Regions from separate parts of the Mus musculus genome. Here regions 1 and 2 are each linked to region 3. Evidence: chromatin loops called from intact Hi-C (ENCODE). Cell type or tissue: gastrocnemius. All regions are shown on one strand. Region 1 holds the start of Tlcd4 (TLC domain containing 4). Region 2 overlaps Slc44a3 (solute carrier family 44, member 3). Region 3 holds the start of Rwdd3 (RWD domain containing 3).

Region 1 (8,000 bases), 90 kb after region 3:
AGAAAAGACAAGAAAAGACAAGAAAAGACAAGAAAAGAAAAGAAAAGAAAAGAAAAGAAAAGAAAAGGAAAAAGAAAATAGGCAAATTAGTTATAAAACGTGATGAAATTCTTATAATAATAATAATAATAATAAATCAATTAAAATTCCTTCTTGCTACCATTCCATCAAATAAACACACACCAAGACAGAAGGCATTATCAGTGCTCATTGCAGCACTGGGGGCTCAGCACAGAGCTGTCTCCCCTACGGCGTGCATCCTCAGCCCCCAAAATACATCTTTCAATGGGTTTTAAGTTTGCTTGGAGAGAATGAAATGAAGTGAGCCTGACGGGGATACTTTCTCCTTATGCCCCCAAACTGAAAGTTAAATTAAAGCCGATACAGAAAACTCAACAGCATATATAGCTGTCTCTAGAGCCTGGGATCCAAAACTGAGCTCACAGGAGTAGCTGGGCAGATAACCAAAACTGGAGGATATGAGGTAATACTAATGAAAGCATTGGACAAATGCCAGGCAGATTTTAAAAAGGGAAGGGCTGATGTTAAACACCTAAAAAAAAAATATCACCTGCAGTCAGAAAGGTACATCAGGAGACCAGATGGTTCAAAAGGAGGACCCAACTAGGTCAGATGTCAATGACAAAATCTAACTAAGTTGCAGTAACTAAGCAACAGGCTCGGATACCTGTGTACTTTCTTCGGTAGGCTTTGTTTTACCTAGGGGTGGGGGCCAGACGTTAACTGTTATGAAAAGGGAAACCAAAAGTCCAAAGAATAGTCATTGCCCTTGGCCAACTGCAGGACACAAAGCAGAATTAGCTGCCGACACTGGTTGAGAGACAGACGCTTGAATTTGATCATGGACCATGGAACCGACCTCTGAGGAAGTCTTGATAGCCCAGCCGTGTTATAAAAGAGAATGAGAATAGTGTTCCAATTCTTGGTGAGGCAGGCAGCCAACTTCTTCCTGAGCACAACCAGGAAGCGGGGCTTAGGAACAACGCACCCCCTGAGCTTAGCTCAGAACTTCTCCAAGGCAGGAAGTGTGCGCCTGCCTCCTCATCCTTCCCACATCTGAGCGCCCCTGCGCTCCCCGAGGCGAGGCGAGGCGAGGCGGCCCACAGAAGTGGACATGACCTAAATCCATCAGCTATTTTGTTCTGGCCCATTTGTTTCCTCACAAACTCTACAAAGAAGGAGCTACTGCTCCAAAGAGATCTGCTTTGAAATCCAAACGCAACTTCCTTTCCACACTTCGTCCTCCTCACCCTTCAGAAGCAATCTGCTTGACTTTGCAGTGAACAGACAAGTGGGAAGTCTCTGTCTGCATCTGCCCCATCCAGCTGCCGTTTGGCTCTATGAGTCTCATACCTTCACAGACCAGACAGGTCCCACACTTCCTTCTGTCCGCAGACATCCAGCTAGGGCTCAGCCATCCCCTCCGGTATCACTAGGCCACCCTACCCTACCCTACTTGGTTTTCCACCGATTAAACAAACGGTGGACTAGCGGTCAGGAGTTTTTTTAAAACAAAACAAAACTAGAAACAGAACAAGAATAACAACTTATTTTAGATGCTCATATACTTATTTGTGTTCTGGGTCTCAAAGTAAAACTGAACTTTCTGGTGTCCTGGCCCAGTAATGCCTGAAGCACTGTTTCTGTCAGGTCTAGGACATTGGTCCATTATTCAACAGCTCCTTTCTGCGTGTGGTTTAAGCCCTGGGTGGATGGGCAGCTATCTTCAAGGGCTACTTTCAAGATTGCTGATCAGTTACACGGTACTACCAGCTCCTGGGGCACCCACAGGATTACCTCTTCCTAAATACATCCATGTTACCTCAGCAAAGAAACCTCTTTTCTAGTGCTGCCTTATCTTGGCTTCTGGGACCTGCTGGGATCTCCAAGGCCTTCGAAGGAACAGCAGGTCTCAGAGCAGCAGGGCTCCATCTCTCAGCGAGCCACCTTTCATGCTTAAGGGAAAACGCTGCCAAAGTGCTTTGGGCTCCTTTACGAAATTACATCACTGTCCTGATGGGATGTGTTCCTAACAAATATTACGTGTCACGTGAATACAGCTGTCCTTAACATCCAGTTCAAGTGTGTGTGCCATCCCAAGGAATGATGGGAAGTCCACCTCCCATACCGCTCTCTTTCCCCCACCCCCTCACAGGGCACTTGGGAGTAGGGAGAGTACCAGGAAACCGTCTACACTCAGTGGGATCCCTAAACTGCTCAAGGACGATGGCACCGGCTAGCCAACATAACTCACGTTAACTTTACCTTCCACTCAGGCCCCCTTGGACATATGGCCACTAATCTCATTAGTTCACTATCTTCCTTAAAAGGAAAACTGTAGAAAAAAACAAACAAACAACAACAACAACTTTTCTGTATCTTAGTGTAGTGTAGACTGCTCAGCTAAGCCCTGACAGCAAAGATCAACTGAATCTTTAATCTGTAAGACAGAATATTAACTTGGAAGCAGGGTGGAGGGAGATTTGAGGTCTGATGGGTTTATGAACTAAACTGCGTGGTGTCCTGTAATAAATGGGGCTTTGAGAGGACACAGGTGTGCCAGGCCTCCTTTGGAGCACCAAGGGAAGTGGAAGGAACAGGTCTGATGACTGTAATATAGCTGCCCTTGATGGTGAGGGACAATAAATTCTCAAAGAGTGACAGAGCAACCTCAGACTCTTCCACTTCCTCTCTGTACCTCAGCCCCTTCCCTGCCTCCCTTCAGAAACCCAGGCTCCATTGCTCCATTGGTGATGTTAGTCTGGGAAGGTAGCCATCCCTTCCTGCAGGGCACTTTTCTGCCTTCCCACTCCTTTGCAGGGAGTATCCTTACCCAGTTTAGCACAGTTTAGCTTCTCAGAGCTCGGTGGTCACCTCACAGGGCCTCTCTTGATAGTCCAGTGGAATCTCTCCAACAGAGATTTCAGCAAACATGCAAGGCCTGGCCAACTCTAGCATCCTTACTCTGTAGGTCTATTTAGAAAACTCTTAGCAAACGTCCATCTTCTCTGGTGATTGACGTTTCAAGCCTCTGACAACTGTCACCCCTAGCGCTTCCAAGTGAACAGAGAGGACTTTAGTGGCAAGAGCCATAATTTTTTCTTTTCCCCCAAGTGATGAAGGCTTTTACTGGAAGGAGCAGAAGCACAAAGCTAGTGATAATGACTAAGCAACTGGGGCAAAGACATCCAGCCCAGACAGATAAAACTCCTGAAAGATGGCACCGCAGAGAAGCGCTGGACAGAGGCAGTGTGGTGAGAGGAGTTGCAGGGATCCAAAGAGAATAAATTCTCTGGATCATCACATGGCACAGGGGAGGGGAGCCTCCACAACTAGTCTCAAGTTTTTCTGACATCACCGGTACACACATCTTATTTCGTTTCATCCATACAACTTAAGGAAAATAGAAACAAAGAGAAAAGATCTTTAACCTGATGGAACATGGGCAGTGGGATTCCTGAATATATTGACTTAAGAAACTACTTATAAACGTTAATTTCACCTTAAAACATCCCCATCCTAGATCCATTTTTAATTTTTCAATTATCTGACTATGTAAAGGTTTTACTAAATAAAATTACAGACATGAGTATTAAACACATTAATTCCCACCATCCACACAAACTCTCCCACATTGCCTCCAAACTGGTATCTGAGTTAATTTAAACATCAAAGATTACTTTTTAATATTTTGCAGTTTTACATACACATGTACAGTGGCTCGAAAATGCTTACAAATAAAAACAAAAACACAGGCCAGCAAGTGTCCGTTAAATGAACTTAACTTAAAACCACTTTCACAGAGGCTGCCCTACCATCTTGGAAAGGTGGGAAAATAAGATAGTGGCATTAGAGGCCCCATTTCCTACCAAGGTAAACGAAGGCACTTAGTTTAACCAACTTGCCAGGAGGTTACAGAGGCTGGAAAGAGAAACCAATTCTCCCTCCACTAGACTTAAGCACTCAGGTGGCTAAAAATGGGACCCACTTGAGAGTCGTGGGGGGTAAAAATAGGCTACTTTTTTTAGAAAAGGAGGATGGGGATGCCACTTGATGCTCCCGACCCTGAGCCGGTCTCTCGCAAGAAAGCGTCCCCCGCAGGCCCAGAGGTTGCACCCACCCGCTTTGGGCTCAGACCCCTTGATTGCCTCTAGCCAAGCAGGAAAGCCGGGGGACCGAACCAAGCAGCCTGGGAGAACCGAGTGGACCCCGGGCCAGCGCCGGGGGCCGCGGGCCCGGGACATCATCTGCTCCGAGCTAAGCGGCGCGGGGCCGACAGCAGGAAGGATGCTGCGCCGCCGCACACCTGCGAGAGCCTCCCGCGCGCTCCCACCCGCCTCGGGCGCCCGAGCTCGGCCGCGCTAGGCCGGTGCGACGCGGCGCAGTGCCCGAGGCTGCGCTGGGCGAGGCCGCCCTCCTCCCGGATCCCGTCCAAACGGCGTCACCTGTGCCGGGTCCCGGGACGACTCCCGCGGGCGGCGGCTACGCGGGGCCGGGAGAGCGCAGCGGGGCTCACAGGCGCCTGGTCATCCAGCCTGGCCCGAAGGCTGCGCCGGCCGGAGCCACGCGCGAGATGCTCGCGGAAAGCCGGGGGAGCCCGGAGGAGCTGTCGCCGAGGCTCGCGCCGCCGCTGCCGCCGCGCCCGCCCGGACTGCGGGCTCGGGTTACCGCAGAGCGGCTCCTTAAAGGGGCCGCGGCCGCTCGGACTGGGCTGGCGCTCGCCGCGGCTCCGACCCCAGGCCAGAGTGGGCGGGGCCCGGAGGCCGCGCGTGGGGCCCACCTCCCGGCGCTGGGACTTGGATCGCGGCGGGAGCTCGAAGCCGCGAGCTTAGGCGGTGGGCTGCGAAGGAACCCTGAGAGCTCACACCTCTGCCCGGGTGCAGTGTGCGGTGCGCGGGCTTTCCCAGCAAGTCACAGACCTCACGAGTGGGGAGAAGAAGTATGTGAGTCCGCCCCCGCGTTGGTCAGCGCCCCGGCTCGCCACGTAACCCAAACCCCTTTTCAATGGGGAATTCTGTCTTATATGCCCAAACGCTGTGCAAAAGATCCGCATGGTTTGCTTTGTCGAGGAGATGAAATGGCAACTGATGCTTTTTTTTTTCTTTCTGCCACGTCTGCCACGGCCAAAGTCCAGCCCCGCCCCGTTCTGGTTTGAGGCTGCAGGTGCGTGCCAAGCCGGCTAGGAGGCACGTGTGTAGAAGAGGCGTCATGTCCCAGAGCAGCCTCTTCCCAAACCCCCGGAGAACACCCTTGAAGGACCGCAAGCTATCCAAGTATAGCTCCTGCCTAGCATGTCCAAGGCCCTGGATTCGATTTCCACGTAACAAAAACGGGTACATTAGCAATCCATCTATATCCGGGACCCCTCTGCGGTCAGGATGTTTAAATGGGACTGGACTGTTTTTTTTTTGTTTGTTTGTTTGTTTTTGTTTTGTTTTAGGACTGGCTGAGTATCCCAAACTGCCAAGTCTATAAACTCTGCTTTCCGACCTGCTGTATCAACCAGATCCAATTAACTGGAATAAAACTAAATAATGCAGAGGTACACACAAGCTGTATGATTTGCCAAAAAAAAAAAAGCAGTCACAAGTCCTATTTTTGGAACTAGATGAATTCTACATAAATCGAATAACCTGGAAATTTCAACATTAATGACATAGGGCAGTTGTTTGTGAGAAATACCTACCAAATAAAGCTTACATATTTGACCTAATAATATGCATACACACAGGGAAGCATCTGCTGCCAATTTAGGCCAGAAAATGTACACATAATCTCACACCACATCTGTATTTAAATTCATCTTGGAAAGCAATAGAACCGAAATCCTATTTATTAGAACCTGGAGTCCATTTTTTAGCCGAGCTGTCTCCAGCTGACTGAGCTAACTAAGCTCAATGAAGCTCACGTCTTCATCTATAGAAATGGAACAATTCAATTATTTCTGAAAGCTCCCCGGTCTAGGCGGAACCACAGAGAAAACCTCTATGAGCTACACGGTCAGAAAACCAGCCAGGAAGACCATGCAGATCGTTCCCTGTGTTCTACCCAAGCGTCTCGGCATTCCAGGGCCACAGCGCTGTGGCCACACCTGTTTCATCACAGATATTTCCCAACCTGCATAGCCCCTGACTGTTTTTGCTTTGCCCCATAGCTGCTTCATGTACTCATGTGCTCCTCTCATAACTGTGTGGGCATGTGATGGTTATAGGCAGATATCTATAGGGTCAGTTCAGCTAAGACGAATTTCACAGTGCTATCTCAGGACTGTCATCTGCAGGCACTTATCCTAGCTCCTCATTGTTGGTCAGTTGCTCTGTTCTCTCCTGATAATGCACCACCATTACCCTTAACATCTATAATTCTCTAACTCCAACAGTAATTAACCTAACAAGCCAAGTCAACCTATGGAAATACACTATGGAAATGTGACTGTCCCGGGATTCCTTCATGAGCCTCTATCAATGCATTACCAAACTGCAAGAGTGTATTGAGATTACATAGTGATTATATCAAGGACAAACATTGAGATCTGAAAATACTAGTTGAATTTCAAAACTTACTTTCCCTCCACCACCCCCATTTTGAAACAGTCTCAGCTAGCCCAGGCTGACATCTAACTCATGTAAGATGCACCATAATACATGCCCACATTGAATGTTAAATTTTAGTCTAACAAAAAAAAAGTGATTTTAGCAGAGAATATACCTACTGTATATTTTCTGAATTTCTTTAGACTGGTCATTTCAATTATTCACTTTTAAATCTTAGTTACTCTTAACAAAACTTCCTCAAAATCCTGTGTTTACTGTATGAAGTCCTGAATTTCTAGTGTGTTGCGGGCGTCAAAGCTAAATTGCACTTTTTGTGCTATTTGATCAAAGAAACCGCTCAAGAGAAGTAAAAATATTTATTCATCTACCCTTAAAGGCTGGAGAGACGGCTCAGCAGTTAACAGCACTGGCTGCTCTTCCAGAGGCCCTGAACTCAATTCCCAGCACCCACAAGGTGGCTCACAACCATCTATAAAGGAGTCTAGTGTTCTCTTCTGGTATGCAGGTGTACATGCAGCAGGGTACTCGTATACATAAAATATACAAATAAATAAAGATAAAAAAAATAAAATAAAAATTCTCTTAAATGATACAAATTTCCCTGATGAATTAGTTTTAAAAAAATCCTTACACTTCTAAATAGAGCTGATTGTTAAACTGAGACTGAAAACTACTTTGTTTTTTAAAATAACAATGGAGCTCAGGAAAAATTGCTCAGTTCTCTTCTTTCTGTTTTTTGGGGGTTTTGGGTTTTTTTGGTTTTTTGGTTTTTCGAGACAGGGTTTCTCTGTGTAGCCCTGGCTGTCCTGGGACTCACTCTGTAGACCAGGCTGGCCTCAAACCCAGAAATCCACCTGCCTCTGCCTCCCAAGTGCTGGGATTAAAGGCGTGCGCCACCACGCCCAGCTGAGAGATGAAGTCTAGATGATCACACACATTCTGATCAGAAAGTCTGGGCTAGAGCTAGAAACCTGTCTCGGAGGCAAAGCCCTTGCTGGGCATGTGCAAGGCCCTAGGTTCATCTACAGCACAGGAGGAGAGGGGAGGGGAGGGAAGAGGAGGGAAAGGGTGGGGAGAGGAGGGGAGGGGAGGGGAAAGGTGGGGGTGGGGAGGAAGGGAGGTGAGAGGGGCCGGGTTTAGGGGCATGGTTCAGCTAGTAACAGAAATGAATGACTGCACTAGGACTTTTAGTATATCAAGAACTTTTTGCCAGATGTTATGAGTACTTACTTAAAATTACTTTCCATTGTGTTTTAGGAAGAAACTATTTGAAGATATTAAAAAATGTTATCCCTATAGGGGTAAAATGCTGGATAAGTTCTGAGTTCTTTGTGCTTACATTATGTTTTTCTCCCTGAATATATGTGTATTACCTTTCTTTACATTTTATTTTTAATAAAAGTCATAGATATAGATATATGAGTC
Region 2 (8,000 bases), 330 kb after region 3:
ATAGTATTGCCCACAACTCAGCTTTGCCAGATACTCCGAGTTCTGACCCTCTTCTAGGTTATAGCCCTGGAGAGCAAAGGCCTCTTCTCTTTCTGGAAGAAGAAGGATCTAGGGGTTGAAGATTTAACATCTCTGGAAGCACAGTTTGCTTTGTATTTATCTGTATTTTTCAATCTGTCTTTCTAAATTTGTATCTATTATTGTTGAGTGCTTGTGTGTATGCTGTGTATGTGGAAACATGAGGCCTGGGGCGCCCTGGTGGAGGTCAGAGGACAACGTCTGGAAGTGAGATCTCTCTTTCTAGCATGGGTTCTGGGGATCAAACTCAGGTCGCTTGGCTTTTCGTGGCAGTCACTTTAACCCGCTGAGCCATCTGGCCAAATTTAAAGCACACTTTATGCTTGAATCCTGCCACTCTTGCACAACTGCACACAGCCAACACTCACAAGCAGACCTTCTAGCTTTTCCTAGTGTGCTTAGTCATGTCTTCAGTTTTCATCATTCAGCTGAATTTTATTTTATTTTTTAAATTAGCATCCAAAGCCTGATAGTTCTCATTGCCTGTCATTGCTTGTCCATTTCTCGTGACCTGTACAATTCTTTAATGACAGAGTGTGGAGAGAAGGTAGGGATGAGATCAATGTCCCGGAACCACCGGGCCTCCACATCCAAGTCCTTGCTGGAAACACTTTGGTCTGGTTATGCTAAGATAACTCTCTCTCTCTCTCAGACAGATGTGTTACCTGAGGGAGAAGATCTTTCTTCTTTATAGGAAACGAAGCAACTCCCATCTCCTGCTTCTGGGAGGCTCTCAGTGCCAACCAAGGGCAGCAGCCCCTCTGTGAGTCCTCCAGAGTTCCTAATGATGTGGTTCCCAAAGGGTACCACTGTATTAAAAGCCCACACAGTGCTCTTTATCATCCAGAGGCAACTGCTTAGTGGCATGAATCTTGGCTGCTTGGCTTTTGGACTCCAGAAAGCTCATGTTTATCTACTCATTTGGTCTGAGAGACCAGAGGAGGGTCAGCATTGCCAGGAGCAAACTGCTTCTTCCAGTGCAACCCTGTCATTGTCTTGGGCCTGCTCTTCTGGCTCTAATCCGAGGAGAGTTATACTCAAGAGATGCACACGGCCCAGGTACAGGTGAGTGGGGGTGGGGCGGGAGTAGAGGAACAATAGTCCTCAATTATTTTCATGAGGCAATGTGCCATAGACACTGAAGTAAGTAATTAATTCCCTGGCACTTAACTCTAAGGACATGAATTATAGTTCACAGTTCCTTTAGGGTGTAACATTATTTTTCCAAGTAAATATCCTTCTGATTTTTACAAAGATAAAACCATTGATATAGTTACTGGAGTGTATTTAAAATAGATCCATAGGCCGGGCAGTGGTGGCGCATGCCTTTAATCCCAGTACTTGGGAGGCAGAGGCAGGCAGATTTCTGAGTTCAAGGCCAGCCTGGTCTACAGAGTGAGTTCCAGAATAGACAGGGCTACACAGAGAACCCTGTCTCAAAAAAAAGCCAAAAAAAATTAAAAAATAAAAATAAAATAAATAAAATAGATCCATAGTATTTAAGAATGGATAGTTACAGGAGAATACAAGCTTTTCTTTTAGGTATTTTTAAATTCTAGAGAATATAATTACTTTGCTGTCTAATTTCTTTCTACATTACACGAAACTACATTATAGTTTAAGCAAAAGAGCCTAGAGAATTTTGGGGTTTAAGGGAGACTATTTCCGCTGACCAATAAGTGAGCATATAGGCCAAATTTTAACTTAGTCCTTTTTTCTTTTCTTTTTTTTTTTTTTTTTGAAGCAGGGTTTCTCTGTGTAGCCCTGGCTGTCCTGGAACTCACTTTGTAGACCAGGCTGTCCTGGAACTCAGAAATCCACCTGCCTCTGCCTCCAAAGTGCTGGGATTAAAGGCGTGTGCCACCATGCAGGCTTTTTTTTTCCCCTTTCCTAATTATTGTTACTCTCTTTTAAGGCATTGAGTAAAAAACTGGCAAATATCTTCAGAGATGCATATACAAGCCAAAGCACCCAGACAAACCTCAGGGATAAAAGAGTGGACTCACCTGTTGAAATAACAAGCAACCATTGCTCCTGCTACAGTCATCCGCTGGCATGCAAGGATGAATTCGCTAGTCCAGATGAGGCCAATTAAATGGTACCACCACATATACCGAATGCCGGAAAGAGGCTTATATTCCACTTGGCCACCTTCCATCACCTGGGCAGTACCTAAAGTTTATAATACAAACATGCTTTACACCGATAGTTCCCGTATCCTGGAAGACGGTTCAGTGAACCATGTTTCTTCACGCTTGGTCTTTGGCAGTATGCAAAAATGCAGCTGTCAGAGCTTAAGGTCATACACCAAACACTAAGAATTTAAATAGTGCCAACGCTATTGACAGTGACTATAGGGAATTTGGAAGACAGTTGACATACACCCTAAAACTCATTCTCCTTTGAAGGCATGAAAATGGGTGCCGAAGAGTCCAACATTAGTGATGTTTCATGAGTAATAGAAAAATACCTTGCCCTGTGCATTTTCTGTTACATAGTCTTGTGTGATGGAGGCCAAATATGTTACATTGACAAAAACACACAAAATATTAAGACTGTATTATAGAACTCTTCACCAAAACAAAACAAAACAAAACAAATCCGTAGACTCAATAAAAGAGACTCTAGAGTCTTCCTTTACTCAAACAGGTTCCACTTATAGTTTGTTTCAAGAGCAAACCCTCTTGGCACATGTGAAATGCCTACTTTCCTTGGTTCAGATCTCAATGTTAACCTTCTTGTAGAAGCCTAGGACGCATTATCTAGCTTCTTAGAATCTTAGTCTTGCCTGCGTACTAACTCCTTCTTGGTAGTTTGAGCATAAAGTGATATAATCTGAATAGTTTCTGAGATAAAGCCTGGCCCACAGAAGTAGCCTTCCCTGGGTGATAACAGTTATCATTATCACTGTCGTTCTTATATGATCACTATCCTGTATTCCAGGAGCACAGTATTGCATTAAGGTCAGCAAGGGTGTTTTAATAATGCTCACTATTGGTGTGCTTTCCTTTCTCCTCTGACCTAAAGCATCCTTAAATATCGGTAGATATTACAAATATCTACCAATCCTGCAGACACTGGTAAACCAGCTCCCAGCTCTGTGCCTGGGCTTGATTTCAAATGTTCTCCCATGAGCTTTTCAAGTAAACTATTTATTATAAGGAAGAAATGGGTGCTTTGGTCTTTGGTGAAACCTACAACCTGCCCATGATTTAAACATGTTTTTGTATCTCTTGTCGCATCTACACGTGGACTTTCAGTTCATCCGTTCATTTGCCTTTAGACGCTCGCCCTAGAGTTCACACAGCGAGGGAAAGGCTGAAGATAATAAATGTTCAGCAAAACAGATTCCGCTGGCTTGTCTCCATTCCTTCCTCTCTAAGTTCTGTCAAGCAAGATGGCCACTGTGGGAAGTAGTGGGGTAGCTTGCTTTACAGAGACAAGCCAACAGTGGTCTACTGACTGTCCAGCTCATCTGGCTGGGAAGGAGACGCATTTCAGGTGAGCTCAGAAATCTGCCTATGTTTTTCTAAAGCTGCTATGTTTTAGAAAAGTGTTCCCAGCAACAAGCAAATGACCCTCGTGGTGACCATGCCCCTTAGATACATCAGGCCAGCCAGCAGGCTTTGAGACCCATACTCTGAACCATCTGAAGTGCACAGGGCCTGAGAAGCTTGCAGTTCCTCTTCTGTAAGATGACGAGTGCCAACAGCAAATTATGCTTTGGAGGTACAGAATATTTACATAGAGTGGGGTGGGGCATCATTTTTCTCAGACAGACAGAAAGCTAGTATGGATGCTAAGAGGGGACAATCTTTCCTCTTGGCTGCCCTGCATGGCCATTGTTACACATTTCCTAGTTTGTCACACTGGTGATAACGGTCAGCAAGTGGAGCACTTGAAGTGATAAATCAAGATGCACTTGACCCTCAAAGACTTGACATCTTTTAAAAAAGCCAAACCCAGAGGCTATTTTTGACTAATTTCTGTGGGTTGAAGTATCAAATCTCCCCTACATATCCCCTGCGTGCCGGCAATCGGGTGTGCTTATGTGCGTGGGTGTGGGCACATGTGCCGTCCCTTGCATGTGGCAGTCGGAAGTCAACCTTCATGTACTGGTCCTCGACTTACCACCTTGTTTGCGATAGTCTCTTTATGGCTGCAATAGCCAGGGTAGTTGGAACATAAGCTTCCGGAGCTTCGCCCGTCTCCTCCTCCCTTTTCCTATGGCATGCTGGGATTGCAGACACGTGCACTACCACGTCCAGCTTTTATGTGGGTTCTGGGGATCCAAGCACAGGTTGTTAAGTTTGCACAGCACTTGCTTGCGCTCCAGGAGCCATCTTTCCGTCTCCTGAGGCTGTCTATTATTTGTGCCTCTCTATCAGTTTTACTGAGCGGTTTATAGATGTTCACCAAGACAGGATTGTTTAGCTTCTCAAGGCACTCATTGGCATTTTGGAGCAGACATTTCTGCATAGGATGTAGTGATGGTTTAATGCCTTTGTGGGTGTTTAGGAGTTTGCTTTGCCTCTACTCCCCATTTCTGATAATTCAAAATACTTTCATATGATGCCAAATGCTACCTGGGAGGAAACACTGCTCGAAGCAGATCTCTCAAAGGATCAAGGACTGCAGCTTGAATGGGAACAGAAGGACCTTCATAGTCAGTGTTCCAGAGCCTGAGGGCGGGGCAGGCGTGCTTATGCATGCAGGGCTGCCCTCTCCTGGACGGGCTGTGTTGGTGCAGGCAAGATCCTCGAGGGCGGCTGACCAACCACAAACAAACCATGGAACCTTCTAGAAATCTAGGGTTTTTTGTTTGTTTGTTTGTTTTTTCCACTCTTCGATTGAGGGTAGTAATAGCGACTTCTCGCTCTCTGTGACTCCATCACATCGCTACTCTAAGGTTATATGCTAGCAAGTGTAATTAGTGGATAAGGGGCTAAGAACAGCGAGTGAGATGCAGGGTTAGCTGCAAATGAATCATGGGTAAAATGATCCAGTGTTGACAGTCAACACTCACTGAGTCCAGTACTTGGACATTTGGGTGGACATTAGCTATTAGGAGCAAAAATAGAAGAGGCAAAAGAACCCTTGATAACTCCTCTGAGAGTCCGAGGGACTTACAGATGACCGTGTTTGTTTGTTCATCTTATCTTCTAGACAACGGCTATCTAATCTCTCCTCCAACCTCAGAGCCAACAACCTCAATTCCTGTTACTCAAGGAAAAATGAGGCAATCAGAAGACCTTTCCTTATGCCAACTCCCCAGGCATACTTATCGATATGTCCGGAATTTAACCCCAGTCCTTAAAATGATAAGCTGCCCTTGAGCCTGTGGCCAACCCTGCCACTAGATCCTCCACCCCCACCAAAATACTCCCTTTCCTGAGCCATTACTAACTGTCTCCATTAAAAAAAAAATCTCCTCTGGACTCTTTCCTCTCTTCTGCCTCTTTCATAGTTAAATCCCTCCAGATTGATTCATGGTCAATATTAGATCCTCCAATTCCTTCCCTCCCACCCTCTGTCAATTTATGCTCACGTCTCTACAACAATCTGACCTCCAAGTTGCTGTCGTAAGTCAATGCTGAGATCTTCATCCCTGCCTTAGACACTGAACCACTCAGATGCCCAGCTACTCTTTCCCAGAAACCACCTTTGTCATCTAGCTCTGGCCTTCACTTTCAACCCATCTTGCTGTCCCTTCTCATCTCCAGAGCCCATTTATTTATTTTTTCAAGAGCAAATCTAAGCAAGTGCTCTACCACTGAGCTACACCCTGGTCTTCCAGGGCGTTAACATTGAAATGTCCCTCTACCTCTCCTCCACCTTTGTCAGACTCCTGAACCATACAGGTGAACTTCTCTTTCCCTTCCCACTTCCCTACTCTCTGAGCACTCTGAGCCAAGCCAGGCCAGGCTGCACTGAACAGCCCACTAGCCCAGGGAGAACCTCCATTCTTCTACCACCCCCTCCTCCTACCTTTATCAGACCCGAGACTCCTGAACCATACAGTTAAGCATTCCCCCTCCCATCTTCCCTGTTCTCTGAGCACTGTGGGCCAGGCCAAACTGCCCTGAGCAGCTTGCTAACCCAGGGCGACTTCCATTGGACCGGAGGCTCCTGAGCCATACAGACCTGCACATCAGAAACTATACAGCCCAAGGATAGCCATCAGAGACCTGCCACACCAGGACCATTGAGGTTCATCCCCCTCCCAATAACTACTATGACAAGAATATCCAGAGACCAAACCCATCCAGATGGTTAAAGGACCTCAAAAGAACACAATCACCAAAAGCCAGGGTGATATGACACCTCCAAAGCACAGCTACCGGACTACAGCTAGCCCTGGACATCCTAACACAACAGTGAACTATCTCAAAGCACAATCCTTTCTTTATCTACTCCCAGATACTGTTTATGTGTTCCTTCTGAACTTCAGGCTCATAGATAATTGCTTATTGGAAATATCCATATAGTTATTAAAAATAACTCCCCAAACTAATTTCTACTCATGAAATGCACTCAGCTTTCTGCTCCATCTCAGTTCATGACCTTCACATCTTCCTGCTGCTAAAGTGAGAGACCACGTGAACCAACCCAAAGCCACCGCCAACTCCTTTACCTCCCTCTCCCATCTATTACATCATCAGATACGACACTCTCTAAAGTAGCCTCAGAACCCAGTATGTCACACTGCACTGCACAGACCCAGTAGCCATGCAACACCATTCCTCTCTACTAAGCATTACTGCTGTTAAAATGAGCATCGGGTCCGGTCTGGGTTCTCCAGATTTCCCATTTCACAGCCCCAGGATTTACCCCATTTCTTCTCTGACTGCCTTCATGAATTCACCTCTCTATTAATGACACCACTCTAGCTAAATCTGCCTCCTTCCTGTCCCCAGAACCCTGTCTTCTTTATGGTCCGATACTTGGGACATTCTTCCTTCCCTAAGCCAGCTTTGTGGCCCTGTACAACGCTTTCAAGTCTTTGTTCAAGTATATTTGTTTAGCCCTAACCCTAACCCAACCATAATCCTAACCCTAATACAACCCTAACCCACCCCTAACCCTAACCCAACCCAAGGGCCAAATTAAAAACTGAGTTCCAGCCTCCTCAGGCATTTGACGCCCCTGTCCTCTGCTTTATTTTCTCCTTACATCTTACCAACTATTCCGGTCACTTACCTACCTTACTTAATATAAGTTTTTCTTTGTCTTCCAAATAAGGAAACCTGCATTGTCCGTGTGTTTTGTATTTTACAAGACAGGGTTTCTCTGCAGAGCCCTGGATGTTCTGGAACTCTTTGTAGATTAGACTGGCCCCACCCTCAGAGATCTTCTTAACTTGCCTCCAAGTGCTAGGACCAAGGGTAGGCACCATCACTAACTCACTATGTCCGTGTGTTTTAATAGGATTTTTAACTTACAGCAATTGTTGAACGAGTAGATAAATGTAGAGATGGATAGACATTCTTTAAATGACATATTCTATTTTTTAATTTTGATTTTATGTGCATGAGGGCTTTGTCTGCATTTATGTCTGTGTGCCATATGTATGCCTGGTGTCCATGGAGGACATAGAAGGTATTTAAAAAAAAATCTCTTGAACTGGAATTTCAGATGCTTGTGAGTCACCATCTGGGTGCTAGGAATTGAACCTGGGTCCTCTGGAAGGAGAGGAGACATTGTTCCAATTCCCCCATATTCGATTAAAGATCTTTGAGATAAAGTTCTAAGATCACTCTTAATTCTCTGATTAAAATGTATCAAGCTATATAGCCTTGATGTTGTAGGCACGTTTTAAAGCTTTTCTAGAGTCTATAGTGGTACACTGATCACTGTAGATGGCAGATTCTTAAGGAAGACAGGCCAGCTGGGTAGGACAATATCCAAAAGGGAGCAGACAC
Region 3 (8,000 bases):
CATCGTTCTTAGAGAAGGAAACAAAACAACTAGAAAGACTGGAAGGTAAAGGTGGCACTCTTTCAAAATAAAGTCTAAGACTATGTGGACTTTAGAGAGATGAGTTCAGCCAAGACCATCGGCAAACAACGTCAATATGTCACTGTAACAGTTTTGCAGGGGGACAGAGTCCAATCTGAACAACAGTGTTAATAAAACACAAAACCCACTGGGAAGCTATCGCCAGCCTATTGTGTGATGCAGTTAAGCTGTTATGCGAGTCCTCTCTTTTTCAACTTTTAATCCTGTGAGATAGCTTCTAAACTGCGACTCCATTTATAACAGGCACTGGGCACAGCCATATACTCTCCGTGTCTCTACCCGGAAAATGGATGATAACACCTTCAGAAGGGACCACACACGTGTATGCTTGAAGGGGAATGCGGACCTCCCACCACCAACTCGATTGTTCTGAATATAAGCCGGATCCCACCCACACTATTGCCACTGTTTTGTTTTTTTTTTTTCTCAGCATCATGGATTGTCTTACTGTAAGAACGTTTCCTGCACCAGCCCCTTTCCTACAGAGGAGTGGGACCCAGTGCCAAACCCAACCCTGTGGAGCTTGGTGGTGATGTAATCTATGTGACCATCAGTGATCCTCAATGCAAACTAAGCTAAGCAAGCCTCTCCTTAAAACCCACGTGAAGATCAAGGTGACCACACCAACCCTGGCACCTGGACTGACTCGTGGGATGGAGAAGAACAGAATATCCCTGATTTGGCTACTCCACTGCTTTCCCAAGCTGGGAATATGGTGTTTACATTATTTCCAGCCCTAAGAGACTGTTACACACAGCGCCTCTTCCTTTGAACTTACTCTAACATGAGTGGCCAGGATGCAAACTCCCTCAAAACTCTTAAAAGAAATTACTCCCCACTAAACTGAACCCATCTATTCAAGACTTTTCGGCTCAGGGCCTCAAGAGCTGGCCGTTGGGGTCAACCCAGGTCTTCCTGTCTTACAGAGAAATGTAGGCCCTCTGCAATATTCTTCTAATCTCACTTAAGACAGGAGAGACTTATCTGGTGGAGGCCAGGGAAGAAATGATGGGTACAGAGTGACACCCTGAAACCCGAACTGCCGCTGGCAGCGAGGGTAGAAGCCACGAAGCCTGCTACACTTGGTGTTTGCCTCACTCACAGCTCCCGAGTGTGTCAATCATTCCTGCTTCAATCGCTGAACTGTTCTACTCTTCAGTGAACCTTCTAGAAAACAAAATGTCCGAAGCTGTTACACTGAATTCCTTTATAATTCAATTACTTATTGATGCCAGAACACTGAATTAAATTAATTAGGAGGCATGACTTGAAGTCATGCTCAATTTAAGAGCAGATAAAGAGCCGCAGTGTTCAGAGTATTAAGACAACCCCCTCCCCCTCTCTCTCAGCACTTCTTTTTGGGGGGTTTCTCTGACCTATCAACAGTATCTGATTGGTCATAATGCAAACCACCACCATTTTTTTAAAATGTCATAGGACATCACAGGTTCGTTTCTCCCAGATATTGGCAAGTAAGTCACGATACAAGAACTCGGAGACACGAGTGATCCCTTTAAATAGCTGCCTCCGGCAGAAGCAATTACCAATAGAGAGAATTGTGGAGACAGGAGATGCTAACCGATCAGGATGCTACCCAATCACAAGAGGGTGGCAAATCCCTACAATAAATCCTTTCATAGGGGTCTTAAGGAAGTTTCAAAAATATACAAGACAGGTCTAGGCACTTAAGAAGAGAGCAACTCCATTTTTCTAGAAAGTTCACATGGCCTGAAACGTCAAATCACCACAAAGATCTGTAGATGTGTGCATGCAAGAAGGCATAGGAGAAAGGGGTCACTGACTTATCTTATGGAAACCCAAAGCCCTCCTAATCATAGATATAGCTTCCTTAGGTCTAGCACATCTCACACTGTCTTCCTAGAGCTAAGCCAATTTATGGTCAGAAAAGCCATTACAATCGTAGTTACATTGTAACAGTAGAGGGATGGCTCTCACTGACCTCAAAATGTACATGACATATTTGACAGCTCAGCGAGGGTGAGAATAATTTGCATCAGCACATTTTCCCAAAAGGGGGAAATTGGGGGCACTCAGTGGTTAAGAGCACTGACTATTCCCTGGGTTCAGTTCTCAGCACCTTTAAGGCAAGGCTCTCAAACCCTCGGTAACTCCTAGCCCCTGAACGTCCTATTCAGGCCTCCCAGGCACACTCAGCATACAGGTCTATACAGGCATGCAAAACACTCATACATACGCCAAAAAAAAATTTAAAAGTGTGTGAGTGGAGCGTCTGGGTTCCTTAACGGAAGCCAAGACAAGAATGAAATTTTAGCTTTTTAAAACAATTAATAATAACAACAATAGTAATAGCTTTACAGACTATAAACTCTCAGAGGGTCGGTGCCCTGCCTGGGTTAGAAGAGAAGGTCTCCATGCTGCGTCCAGCAGAAGTCTGGAATCGGCTGCCATTTTTCAGCAGCCTGGAAAACGTAAAAATAAAAATATTTTTAAGTAAAACAACAAAAAAAATTAATAATAAAGTCAAAGGCAATTAACTCTGGAGAGTTCAAACCTTAACAAGCATTTCCTGACTGCCTTCCACGTGGCTGACAACCAACTACAGCGTCCTGTTGTCAGGGACGTGATACACAAATGCTTATGGTGGATGCCGACTATTTGGAGGAGCTGGGTTTCACGAGGAGGGCACTGCGCACCGTCTAGTTGCGGGAGAGCACGGGGTAGGGGGGCGGAGAGGGCGAGCTCAGGGGAGGGCACTGCAAGCGCAGGCCAACCCCACCCCCCAGTCCCCTCCTACTCCTGTCCAGGGCCACAAGACACCGGGTCCCCGACTCCCCGCAGTGGCCGCAGGGTGAGAGGCAGGGTATTCACCTGAACAGCTCAACATCTCCCACTCGTTGGGCCCGCAGAAGATCGCGGCCAGCGCCGAGAGCTCCTGCCGCACCTCCTCCACCATATCCGTGCGACCAGAACCCAAAGCCACTTCCGCCGCCTCCCGGAGCAAAGCTCCCCTACGGTCACTGGGGGGCGCCCCGGCCTCACAGCCAGGTCGGCTGCGGATGGCGCCGGGCGGGGGGCGGGGAGATGGGCGTGTTTATGGGCGTGGCATGTGTCCGCCCAGAACCTTCTGAGTTTTGGCCTCTGTGGTTTTCTGGATCAGAGAGAGACCTGTAAAGCCCCAAAGTCCCCTACAAGAACAACCAGGCTGTGAACCCACCGTGCTTCACCAGGCTAGGAGGAAATGGAGAGAGTAAAAAAAACCTAAACAAACAAGAAAAGCCAAACAAGGCGAACGAGCCCTTGTCAGGCTTTTGAACTTTGTGTCCTGAGATCCCACAGTGAGCAAAACACAAATTCCATGTCCTCATGAGGGTCAGTGACCCTCGTGGTCAGGATATTTCAGAAAAGAGAACGATAATGACCTCCAGGATACTGACCTGGTTGGTCACTAGCCTCGGGATTACACACAAGGTCTAGATTCCAGGGCCTCTTTCCAGTCCAAGATGAAGAAGAGGGAAGACTGAGATGAGACTCCTTAGAGATGGGGTCCAAAGCCAAAAACTAGCTTTACAGTGATTTGATTTGAGTTGATTTGATTTGGTTCGGTTTGGTTCGGTTCAGGTGATATTCGATGCATATAACATAATGTGTCTATTACCTCTCTGATCCCTGAAGCTTAATGGTGAAATCACCATCTTTGAATCTTGACCTAAATTTCAAAACACTCGCAGTAACAATAGGATAACAGAATGAGTGATGCATCTGTTTCAACCTCGACTTTAGTAAGCAAAATTAATTTGTGGTAAGTAGTTCTGTCTAGGTGCATTTGACTCCCCCCGCCCCCAAAATAAAAATTTTTAATTCTGCAGCTCCCAAGAGTCCTTTGGCTCACTCGGGGAGGTCTCATGCCACTGGTTTGTATCAGAAATAACATTCTGTGAGTTCATCAAAGAATTTAAGTAGGTCTTCAGTGACTCCTTTCACTGACTTCTACAAGTCAGAATAATTTTAACTGGGCCACGTTACTATCCCAATCATCATTTCTATTGCTAAAAGGGCAATTTGAAAAAAGGAAGAGAAATTGGCTTCCAAGAAGAGAAAGGAAATCTGATGAGATAGACAAGAAAAGCTTTTCCAGGGATGCCCTGAGATTTCAGTGACCCCAGGCAATTAGGAACCGTGCTGTGCAAATAATTAGAAAGATAAAGGTTTATTTAAACACATGATTATCTATAATGTAACCAATTTGTATTAGAAGAAAGAAAAAAAAAATAGTTCCTTTGAGTTATTTCCAAAATAGCAGTTCAAGCAAGTTCAGTGGGTTCATAATTAACTGTTAGAGAGATTTGGGGAAAAGATTACACTTTTTGATTTACAGCACCACTCTGTTATTCAATTTTCAGTTTAAAGTCCAATGTTACTGCTAAAAGTAATGGAAAATATTAATTTGATTATTTGTCATATTTGTTAAATGGTCCACACAATAATTGAATAGCCCTCATCCTGTTTTAATTTTTCAAATTCAATGTGTGATATGAACGAAATAACACGAACAGCGTGATTTCATTGTCAGCAGGATTAGGAGGCGATCACCGGAGCCTACTGTCAGTAAGGGGTCCATGGGAATTGATGTAAAAGTACAGCCATCTATTATCATACTTAAAATTTTCTGGTCAGTGGGTTTCTTCTTTGCTTTCCTTTCTCCGTTGATTCCTTAACCTGCTTTTCATACTTCATTTAGCATGCTTAAATAAAAAGTTCATGTGAATTGTCTTCTAAATTGACACTACCCGGAGACACTGAAATCCCTCGAATACATTTCTTGCACTCTGACATTTAGAAGTAATCATCACAGAGGCAGCGTGATGTCTGCTTGGCATTTCTCACACAACGGAAATAGCAGGTACCTGGCAGATCTCTGAAGCTACGGCACCATAATCATTTTTCTTGTAATAAGATTTCTTCTAGTCAGCGGCTACTGAAATTCTAGATATTTAAATGTGAAGTGGATGTGAACAGTGAGAGTATATTATCCACCTCTATCCCCACCTCCCACAAATACGCACACCAGTGTGTGATTTGCTAAAACAGTGCTACCTCTCCATGCATTTCTCCTAAAGCGCAGTGTACCCAAGACTGGAATAGGAGGGGACTCGTACCCTCTCACCCCCAGTTAAAACCACTAACCCAGGAAGTCAGTGTGGACAGGTAGTTCTTTTAATTTTCCCAGAACAGCTCTACTGACTGTCAAAACCCACTTTCACGAGCAAACAGGACCCAACTTGAAGCCAATTGGGAAAGGTGAAACGTTACTTATCCTGAGAAAAAGCTGAGTGGGCTTAATAAGAAAAATTATGATCTGAGAACATTAAAAATTACTCCCAAAAATGTCTCAGTGGTGGAGTACCTGCCTGGGCTGCTCAAGGTTGCGCTCCAGCCCTTAAAATAATGAAGAAGACACTAAAAGCCAGTTTCCTACACAGAGCTAACTGGGAAAAGCCATGCTGTGTGTGTCTAAAGCGTTCCTGTGCTTGCTCAGGTCTCTACACGTTCTCAGACTCTGTGACAGTTCTTGAGACAGAGATGAAGCAAGAACACACTCCGACCTTCGATCTAGATAAGGAAATACAATCTGCTGTAGTCGAAAACTGTCTCGCCATGTTGTAGGCACAAGAAATGCCACATGTGGTTAACCAAAGTGAAGTTCAAGGTCCTGACATGGTTGGACAGTGGGGATGGTGCCATGCTTTTGCCCAAAACTTGCCCGGAGGAAAAATAATTTTGTAATGTTCAGGAATGTCACAGGCTTCCAAAAGGGTACAAATGGGTGCTATTAATTGATCATAAGTCTTTCTGTTCTGTTACAGAGTCAAAGTTGCAAAATTATCTTTCACCATGATGTCAAAATAGAAACAACTCAATTGCATGAGAATTTGGCCCGGATTTCTGTTTTGGGTCAAGATATGCCAGCACCTCGTCCAGATAATCTATCTGTCTTTGCTCTAGCATATCCATTGCAATCTGCCTGTGCTTGGCTCCTAAATACAAATGCTATCAAAACAGTCCTAGCTTGCTGTGTGGGAAGCTGTCCCCGGGGCAATGTCCACTGACAGTTCAATGCTTATCAATGTTATCCAAACAACTCATCCTTATCATTAGAGTTTTAAGGTCTGTCTAATTAAAATAATACCCAATGATTAATTCTGGTTGCTGCAGCAAATATATTCCTTTTAGTCCTTATATTTTTCTCACAGTCTATGACTAGGAGAGCCAGTTTTTATTATCTGGAGGAGCTATAAATGTGCAAATATGACTGTTTTGGAAAGACAGTGGTTGAAATGGAGGGAGATAAAGGGAGGCCCCAGAGCAGAGTAGCAAAAGTGGGGCCTGGGGTTCTTAAAGGCAAACAAGCAGAAACACTGTAGAAGGGTGAAAGACATTATGAAGGAAAAGGGAAAGAGTAGAGAATGGGAAGTGGTGAGGAAAAAAACCCACAAGGTAGAGAAGAAATTTTAAAAATGACATAAACAGTGACATATCAATGACATAAGCAGTGACAGTCTGAAATTGTACTCAGTCATAGTTTGGGAGCCAGGAGAGGTGGCTGTGTAATGAACAAGTAAGAGACCATAGCTAATGCTCTCTCCTGTGAGGTTTATGTTTTCTGTATTCAAAGTTGATTTCTGAATGTGCTCAATAGATCATTTCTTCTGGGCATATTAGTTTTGAAAGATGACTGATTTAAGAGGACAAGCAGTAAGAAAAGCAGAGGGGAAAAGAAGAAAGCACAGCGCAGGAGGCTCAGGAAGAGGGGGAAGGATGCTAACTCTGAGGTTAAGAGATTCTAACCTCAGGTGCTTACTGGATTTATGGCTTAGGAATGGCTCTGATGGGAAATGCACAGATCCTAAAACTTCCACAGCCTTCACAGCACACATGTGTTCCTCTCTCACATATTCTGGTCTGGAGATGGCGTCTAGACCAGACTTGGGCTCCGTGGCCCTGTTCTAGCTTGATCCTCAGTTTTGTGCAGTTCTTGATGACCTGAGATGTTCCAACCGCCATGTCCTCGTACATCCAGTCCGATGCTGTTGGCTGGATCTCAGTCCATGAATGTCGCAGTTAAAGGAAATATGAACAATACCATGTTTAATCACAGAGACCATGGATTCACCTAGATATTGAAGAATAAATTAAGTATCATCTACTCTTATCATTTCTTTATTATAGAGAAAGGGCAATGCCACGAGGAAGCAACCTGCTGTCCCTGTCACATCAAGTTCAATGCTGGTCATGAGATTAAGTTGTCACGTAATTTTCTGGACCCAGCACTTTTCCTTCCCTTGTCCCCCACCACCCAGATCCCTAGCTTACTGCTCTGCCTTCATTTTCTCACAGCATTCACCACTATCTGAAATCACTCTGTTTATTTGTATCTTGTGGCTTCCCATGCTCTAGTCTCAAGGTCTGTGTCCTCTCTGGGTCCATGACCTGAATGTGATGGTATTTGGGAGGTGACCATGTCATCAGCATACAGCCCTCACAAATGGCATTTATGTCCTTACCAGAGAGATTGAGGGAGCATCTTGCCTTTTCAACCAAATAAGGACAAAGAAAAAAAGCCAACCTGTGAACAACCTGTCTCAGTTGGGGTTTCTATTGCTCTGAAGGGACACCAAGACCAAGGCAACTCTTATAAAGAAAAACATTTCATTGGGGCTGGCTTACAGTTTAAGAGGTTTAATCCACTATTGTCACAGTAGGAAGCATGGTGGCATGCATGCAGACATGATGATAGAGACATAGCTGAGAGTTCTACATCTGGATTGGCAGGAAGCAGTAAGAGAAAGTGACACAGGGCTTGGCTTGAGGATCAGAAATCACAAAGCCTGCCTCCAGTGACACACTTCCTCCCACAAGGCCACACTTCCTAACAATGC

What was found. Hi-C counts contacts between places; a loop is a spot of excess contacts. Peaks named below come from ENCODE experiments on the same cell type or tissue, not always from the same donor. Only the 100,000 strongest peaks of a DNase experiment are listed, where the experiment ranks them.
Region 1: it touches region 3 in a loop (5-fold over the local background); 11 of 42 quality-filtered maps call a loop at or near these places.
Region 2: it touches region 3 in a loop (6-fold over the local background); 30 of 42 quality-filtered maps call a loop at or near these places.

What each region holds. Positions count from the first base shown.
Region 1 is chr3:121,258,234-121,266,233 of GRCm38, forward strand. It overlaps Tlcd4 (TLC domain containing 4), which reads right to left and starts at 4,934. Exons shown (of 8, transcript NM_001355678.2): 1 at 4,467-4,934. In gastrocnemius, no CTCF peak of the experiment used is centred here; DNase peaks (open chromatin) are centred at 967, 4,623 and 5,146; H3K4me3 peaks cover 2,649 bases; H3K27ac peaks cover 3,633 bases.
Region 2 is chr3:121,495,635-121,503,634 of GRCm38, forward strand. Slc44a3 (solute carrier family 44, member 3) reads right to left here. Exons shown (of 15, transcript NM_145394.3): 10 at 2,085-2,250. Among named protein-coding and RNA genes, the nearest start is that of Gm38684, 32 kb to the right of the region's middle. In gastrocnemius, no CTCF peak of the experiment used is centred here; a DNase peak (open chromatin) is centred at 4,784.
Region 3 is chr3:121,168,661-121,176,660 of GRCm38, forward strand. Rwdd3 (RWD domain containing 3) reads right to left here and starts at 3,035. Exons shown (of 5, transcript NM_028456.3): 1 at 2,932-3,035. The coding sequence starts at 3,016. In gastrocnemius, a CTCF peak has its summit at 3,080 (motif pointing right); a DNase peak (open chromatin) is centred at 3,062; H3K4me3 peaks cover 1,404 bases; H3K27ac peaks cover 1,131 bases.